Regions from separate parts of the Homo sapiens genome. Here region 1 is linked to region 2. A link is an interaction called in ENCODE POLR2A ChIA-PET data of the cell type or tissue named here. Cell type or tissue: GM12878. All regions are shown on one strand.

Evidence for each region. ChIA-PET counts read pairs that join two places held together with the same protein. Peaks named below come from ENCODE experiments on the same cell type or tissue, not always from the same donor. Only the 100,000 strongest peaks of a DNase experiment are listed, where the experiment ranks them.
Region 1: POLR2A ChIA-PET joins it to region 2 with 5 read pairs; 4 of 35 experiments call an interaction of 5 or more read pairs at or near these places.

The regions. Positions count from the first base shown.
Region 1 is chr1:234,382,930-234,386,929 of GRCh38, reverse strand. COA6 (cytochrome c oxidase assembly factor 6) reads right to left here. Exons shown (of 3, transcript NM_001206641.3): 3 at 1,850-3,207. The coding sequence ends at 3,112. Among named protein-coding and RNA genes, the nearest start is that of COA6-AS1, 11 kb to the right of the region's middle. In GM12878, no CTCF peak of the experiment used is centred here; no DNase peak of the experiment used is centred here; H3K4me3 peaks cover 761 bases; H3K27ac peaks cover 714 bases.
Region 2 is chr1:235,121,035-235,125,034 of GRCh38, reverse strand. TOMM20 (translocase of outer mitochondrial membrane 20) reads left to right here. Exons shown (of 5, transcript NM_014765.3): 2 at 2,663-2,709. Among named protein-coding and RNA genes, the nearest start is that of SNORA14B, 4.9 kb to the left of the region's middle. In GM12878, no CTCF peak of the experiment used is centred here; no DNase peak of the experiment used is centred here; H3K4me3 peaks cover 2,188 bases.

The sequences.
Region 1 (4,000 bases), 740 kb after region 2:
GTGGTGGCTCACTCCTGTAATCCCAGCACTTTGGGAGGCTGAGGCGGGCGGATTCCTTGAGGTCAGGAGTTTGAGACCAGCCTGGCCAACATGGTGAAACACCGTCTCTACTAAAAATACAAAAATTAACTGGGCATGGTGGCACGCGACCGTAGTCCCAGCTACTCAGGAAGCTGAGGCAGGAGAATCGCTTGAATCCAGGAGGCAGAGGTTGCAGTGAGCCAAGATCATGCCACTGCACTGCAGCCTGGTGACAGAGCAAGACTCATCTCAAAAAAAAAAAAAAAATTGTGTGTTCTGACTGCTCCTCTCACTGGCTGCCATCTCTCTCTTCTCCTCAGGACTCCCTATTCCCTGAGACAACAATATTGAAATTAGGCCAATTAATAACACTATTGATGGCCTCTAAAGTGTTCAAGTGAAAGGAAAAGTGGCACGTCTCTCGCTTTAAATCAAAAGCTAGAAATGAAAGAGCTTAGTGAGGAAGCCAATGTCAAAAGCTGACACAGGCCAAAAGCTAGGCCTCTTGCACCAAATGCTTAGCCAAGTTGTGAATGCAAAGGAAAAGTTCTTGAAATTAAAAGTGCGACTCCAGTGAACACATCAATAAGAAAGTGAAAGTCTTATTGCTGATATGGAGAAAGTTTGAGTTTTCCGGATAGACGATCAAACCAGCCACAATATTCCCTTAAACCAAAGCCTTATCCAGAGCAAAGCCCTAGTTGTCTTCAATTTTATAAAGGCTGAGAGGTGAGGAAGCTACAGCAGAAAACTGTGAAGCTAGCAGACATTGGTTAATGAAGCGTGAGGAAAGAAACTACCTCCAAAAAAGAGCAAGGTGAAGAAGCAAGTGCTCATGCAGAAGCTGCAGCAAATCATCCAGATCTAGCCAAGATCACTGATGAAGGTGGCCACACTACACAGATTTTCGACGTTGATGAAACAGCCTTCTTTTGGCAGAGGATGCCATCTAGGACTTTCAGAGCTAGAGAGAAGTCAATGCCTGGCTTCAAAGTTTTAAAGGACAGGCAACTTGTTAGGGGCTATTAATGCAGCAGGTGACTTCAGGTTGGAGGAAGGAACTGCAGATGTGGTAGAAATAACAAGAGAACTAGAATTAGAAGTGAAGCCTGGCCGGGCGTGGTGGCTCATGCCTGTAATCCTAGCATTGGGAGGCCGAGGTGGGAAGATCACTTGAGGTGAGGAGTTTGAGACCAGCCTGGCCAACATGGTGAAACCCCATCTCTACCAAAAAATACAAAAATTAGCTAGGTGTGGTACGCCCCTATAGTCCCAGCTACTCGGGAGGCTGTGGTGGGAGAATCGTTTGAACCCGGGAAGCAGAGGTTGCAGTGAGCCAAGATCGCACCATTGCACTCCAGCCTGAGTGACAGAGTGAGACCCTGTCTCAAAAAAAAAAAAAAGCCTGATGTGACAATTGCTGCAATCTCATGATCTTGAATGGATGAGAAGTTGCTTTTTATGGATGAGCAAAGAAAATGATTTCTTGAGATGGAACCTATTCCTGGTGAAGATGCTGTGAATACTGTTGGAATAACAAAGCATTTAGAATATGACATAAACTCAGGTGATAAAGCAGCAGCAGGGTTTAAGAGGATTGACTCCAATTTTGGAAGCAGTTCTACTATAGGTAAAATACTATCAAACAGCATTGCACACTACAGAGAAATCTTTTGTGAAATGAAGAGTCAATCAATACAGCAAACTTAATTGTCTTAAGAAATTGCCACAGCCACCCCAAACTTCAGCAACCACCCCCCACCTTGATCAGTCCGCAGCCATCAACATCGAGGCAAGACCCTCTACCAGCAAAAGGATGACAACTCGCTGAAGACTCAGAGAATCTTTAGCATTTTTTAGTAATAAAAAGTATTTTAAAATGAAGGCATATATACTGAGCAGACATAATGCTATTGCACACTTACTAGACAACAGTATAAACATAACTTCTATGTGTACTGGAAAACCAAAACATTTGTGTAACCCACTCTATTGTGATATTCACTTTAATGCAGTGGTCTGTAACCAAACCTGCAGTATCTTTGAGGTATGCCTATACTTTAAATCATCTCAATGACTTACAATACCTAATACAATGTAAATAGGTGTTATACTGGATTTTTAAATTTTTATTATTTTTACTCGTTTTTCCTTTTCCCAAAAATTTTCTCTTCGGGGTTGAATCCATGGATGCAGAACCCACAGAGGGCCAACTGTATACCTCTCCATTTAATCTGATGTAGTCTGCTTCCAAGTGTTTTCTAGTTCTCAGCATAGAGGCCTCCATATATTAGATTTATACCTAAGTATTCCTTTAATTTTTTTTGGTGCTATTCACAAATGGTATTTTTAAGTTTTAAATTCCAGTTGTTTATTGCTGATATATAGGAATATAATTTTCCTTGTGTATATTGACCTTGTTTCCTGCAACCTTTCTATGATTGACTTATAGTTCTAGGAGCTCTTTTTGTGCATCCATTGGTACATTCTATAAGATAGTATTTATTATATGTGAGTAGAGCTAGTTTTCTTTCTTCCTTCCCAGTGTGTATGCTTTTTCTTTTTTGTCTCACTGGACTAGCTAGACATCCAGTTCCTGTCCCAACATTAAGTGTTGATATTAGCTATGGGCTTTTTTATAGATGGCTTTTATTATTTTACTTGTATATTTTAAGTTCACCCTTCTTCCTTATAAACCTTCCACAAACCCTCATCATTTCTCACTTGGGTTGTTGTAATAGCTCTTGCCTGTATTAAAATGCTAACTCCCATTTATTTCACTTCTATGTATATTATAAATTTTATCATCTGCCTACTACCCATCCTCTAATTAAAAACAAAACAAAAACAAAACAAAAGTGCATGTGTTTATAACAGGTTTTACTTTTTTTCTTAAAATAGAGATTTCTTACTAAATACCATTTTATTTCATTTCTTCACAGATCTTCTGGTTCTTGATCATCTTAATTATCAAGTGTCGTATATAGGGAACAAGTATTGATGTTCACTATGATTCAAACTATTACTGTTCCATAGTCAGTGGAGCTTTTTCAATGTCCAGAAAGAATACTTTCAATCTTTATGAACAGCCTAGGATTTTGCAGTTGTTTCTGAAGGCTCAAATTGTCCTGCTTCAAATTTTTCTTTGAATTTTAAGTAGTCTCTTCTTTTATCAAAATATTTTATCTGTTGGAAAAAAAAAGGATTTGAAATAAGGGCAAGTTATGCAGCTTAGATAAGCAAAAGCACAGATTTAAATGTAACATATTATTCAACATAAATTTAAGTGATTTATATTCTAGAACCATTTTGTGTGTGTGTGTGTGTGTGTGTGTCAGCTGTAACTATGAATGATGTTTTTCTTTTTTTTTTTATTATACTTTAAGTTTTAGGGTACACGTGCACAACGTGCAGGTTAGTTACATATGTATACATGTGCCATGTTGGTGTGCTGCACCCAGTAACTCGCCATTTAACATTAGGTATACCTCCTAATGCTATCTGTCCCCCCCTCCCCCCACCCCACAACAGGCCCCAGTGTGTGATGTTCCCTTTCCTGTGATGTGTTCTCATTGTCTAGAACCATTTTGAATTGAGGCATTTGATGAAAAAGTCTCTGAGGAGAGTACAGACCAGTGAATCCTAATCCTTTTTGGATTACAGACCATACTGAGAATTTGAATAACTCAGGAACCTTCTCAAGAAATGGACCCATGTGCACACAGGTCAGGCTTGCTGGCGAGTTCAGAGTCCACAGAGCTCTCAGGTAGGTCAGAAGGCTTCAAATGAGAACACATTGGACCATTTTTCTTACTTCCCTTCCCTTCCTTCCATTCCCTTCCCTCCCTCCCTCCCTCCCTCCCTCCCTCCCTTCCTTCTCTCTCTCTCTCTCTTTCTTTCTTGACAGAGAGTCTCGCTCTGTCACCCAGGCTGGAGTGCAGTGGAGCAATCTCGGCTCACTGCAACGTCCGCCTCCCAG
Region 2 (4,000 bases):
AGCTGCAGGTGCATTTCACTTATATGGGACGGATAAAATGACACATTAAAAATATATTAAGCATCTTATTTAAATGAATAAATCTTGGAAACATTGAGTCAAGGCTTGATTTTGCTCATTGTTAAATTTCTTCATGGTTTTTCAGTTGATTACCATCTGTCCCTTTATCACAGAAATACTGCATTATACTATATCTGAAAATATGTTAATGTAATAAGTTAATTGTATTATGAAACTAAAGCCAGAATTTTAATCTTATTGCTAAAAATGTAAAGCAACTAAGTGATCTTAAAATTTGGTAGCTGTATCAGTTAAATGTATTCAGTGGCAATCACACACTCCTCCCCACCTTATTAAAAAAACTTATGACTCAGTTTCACTTTCCTGGGTTTCATTATCAGTTTTGTCATTTTCCCTAAATTCTGGTTTAGCAAATTGTATGTCTCACATACAGTTGATCCCACAAACTTGGCATGTTCATTTCTGAGGTGCCTTTTGTTTTGATGGTAATAACATCTTTACTTCTCCACACTATTAACTATAGAGGCAGAAGAGAGTCATGTTTCAAGTCCAAAAGCCTGGGTTTGAGTTGCCATTCCACCAGTAAGTAATTGTGACCTTGGTACATTTTCTCATCTGGAAAATGGGGATGATAATAGTACCTGGATTTTGTTTTTTGTTTTTGTTTGAGACGGAGTCTCACTCTGTGGCCCAGGCTGGAGCGCAGTGGCGCTATCTCAGCTTACTGCAACCTCAAACTCCCAGGTTCAAGTGATCCTCTTGCTACAGCCTCTCGAGTAGCTAGGACTACAGGCGCCTGCCACCATACCTGGCTAATTTTTTGTATTTTAGTAAAGACGGGGTTTCACCGTATCAACCAGGCTGGTCTTGAACTCCTGACCTCCAGTGATCCGCCCGCCTTGGCCTCCCAAAGTGCTGGGATTACAGGCGTGAGCCACTGTGCCCAGCTGTAATTCTTTTAATGTTGTTGTGAGGATTAAATAAGCTAATAAACATTTAGAACAGTGTCTCGCATGTAGCATCTAAAACTTAGTGCTCACATCCAAGCGTTCCTTGTCTTCATGTCCAGATCCTTTGAAGTCTTCCATTTCTTTTCTAGTTTTGCTACGCTCCCTCCAGTACAGGTTCCAGTGTAGACCACGATATTTAGCAATTAGATATTGTTGTCTGTTATCACTCATTATTTTCTGCCTTAAGAGAACAAAAACCCATAAGCAAATGGAGGGTTGAATTATGTTCTTTATCCTTTTTCCCCACAGTTAGTTGTGCGGTGATGAACACTTAAGTAAGGTACTTAGAAAAATTAGCAGCCTTCAGATTAATACATAAGATCAACTTTAATGCATACTTTTTCTGTTGAAATGGCTAGAATTGTATTTAAGCCTTACAGTGGTAGCACTCTATTATGGGAGACGAGTGGGTATCTGATGCTGGTGTGATGAAATCCAGTTTATGAGGGTTGACTAAGAAAAGGTACCTTGACCATAGTAAATGAACCTTCTGTCTACAGGTAGGGAGACCTCTTTTTTGAGACAGAGTGTCGCTCTGTTGCCCAGGCTGAAGTGCAGTGGCACAGTCTCTGCTCACTGCAACCTCCGCCTCCCGGGTTCAAGCAATTCTCCTGCCTCAGCCTCCTGAGTAGCTGGGACTACAGGCGCCCGCCACCATGCCCGGCTAATTTTTGTATTTTTAGTAGAGATGGGGTTTCACTATGTTGGCCAGGCTGGTCTCGAACTCCTGACCTTGTGATCTGCCTGGCTCAGCCTCCTAAAGTGCTGGGATTAAAGCATGAGCCACTGGGCCCGGCCCTCAGACCTCTTTAGTCATGCATTGAAGCTTGGATTTGTAGAGTGCTTTAAGGTTTTCAGAGGACATTTGCTTGTTTCATGGCTTTTGTTTCTCACTGTAGTCCTGTAAGGTTAGACCTTATCTTGGGAGAGTGAGAGATTTGCCTAAGATCACCCAGCTAATAAGTATTAGCTAATAATAAGTATTGGAGCCTTACATTTTCTTAACTATGTCAGCAGTTACTCTCTATGTCATTGGTAGTTTTTAGTGATTATCACTTTAGGTGTAGTCCTGCATCAGTATCCTTGAGTGACTGGTTCCAGGCCTCCCCTGGATACCAAATTCTGATGATGCTCAAGTACCTTTAAGTGGTATAGTATTTTCATGTAACCATCATATGCCTCCTGTACACTTTAGATTTTTTCTTTCATTTAAGAATGCCAGTTTGCAACATTCAGTAAAGATATAATCTGGCATATTTCAGTAATAAAACTCCCTAATACTAGTGGCCTAATTCTTGCCCCTGTTACATATCCTTTGTTGGTTGGAAGGGGGGACTTGATCTGCTTATTGTAATTACTTTAGAAGTCCAGCTATTGGAGCTATCTCCATCTTGCAAATTGCTAGATCTTCTGCCCCAAAGGGAAGGAGAACGCTCCAGTGCAGTGTCACATTTCCTACAGCTCATTGACCAGAACATGTCATATGCTCTTGACAGATCACAGGGAGGGATAGATTCCTAGAGTTAGAAATGTTTTGCAAATGGAATTAATGACTGCCACAGCAGTTAGAATTCTTTTGATTCCCATTTTTATAATGACAAAATGTAAATATAACTTTGCATTTCTTGCAGGAAGAAAGAAACAGAAGCTTGCCAAGGAGAGAGCTGGGCTTTCCAAGGTAATAGTCTGGTTTCTGTTTAAATTATATATTTTGTAGAAATATTATTTTAAAATCTGTAATTGGAAATGTAATTAAAATGTAATTGGAAAAAGCTAGTTGATACTGGACATTGCTTTTTTATTTTAAAATACAGCTTATTTTTAGGAGTAGGTGAATAATGTAGTTCCAATGACAGTTATCGAGTCCTTCATTATTTCTTTTGCTGGCCATAACAACAAACAGCTTACTGTATGAACAATAATTAAGGAGCAAGATGAGGGCCTCAAGACATTTGCACCAAAAGATGAAAAGTTCCTAATCAGCTGCTTCAAAATGATACAATATTACACTTAAGATTTAATTTCTTTACTCCAACTTCCTGTAAAAGAACCATGGGTTATTATTTCAAAAATTATTCAAGATTATTCAAGCCCACTGATCCAGAATCCCACTGCCCTGACAAATTTTTGCCTTGTTGCAGTACATAGTTCTGGATATAAAACTTGTAATTTATTTTTTCTTCTCATAGATCCTGAGTTCTTGATTATTTTTAATGACTATGTAGGTTTATCTACTTGGTAAAAAAATGTTCTGTGGCGTGTGTAAGTAAATTAAGTAAATGTTAATCATTGTGCTTGCAGCTTTTCCTTTTTATTGAGATGAGTTCTATTGTTTGGGTTCTTAGGACTTGGATTACTGGATCATTAGTGGTTCTTTTTAAAGCAAGTTGAGACAAGGAAAAATTAAGTTAACCAGTATATTTTGTTATTTTGAAACAGTTGTGTAAACACAGCTAGTTGACTGGACATGGTAATAGTGAAGTGAAAATGGGAGGAAACTACTTCGTTCTAGTAGGATCAGACTACCTTTCTGAAGTATGTAATATGTTTATTATGCTTTTGGTAACTTATATTTCTAAGGGCATAGGAAAACAGATTGAGACATGCACCAGTATGTATTTTTAGATTCAAGAATAGAATTAAATTATTGCTACATGCTGGGGTAGTGTGTGAAAGATGTCTCCACTTTCAGAAATTTAAATTGTTTCACTTGTGTTGGCTAGGTTAATAAGAGTATGTACAGTGTAATTCAAGGACCAAAAACTTGCACTAATGGAAGTTTAGGTTTTCTCTTTTTTTTTTTTTTGAGATGGAGTCTCACTCTGTCACCAGGCTGGAGTGCAGTGGTGTGATCTTGGCTCACTGCAACCTCTGCCTCCCAGGTTCAAGCGATTCTCCTGCCTCAGCCTCCCGAGCAGCTGGGACTACAGGTGCATGTCACCATGCCCAGCTAATTTTTGTATTTTAGT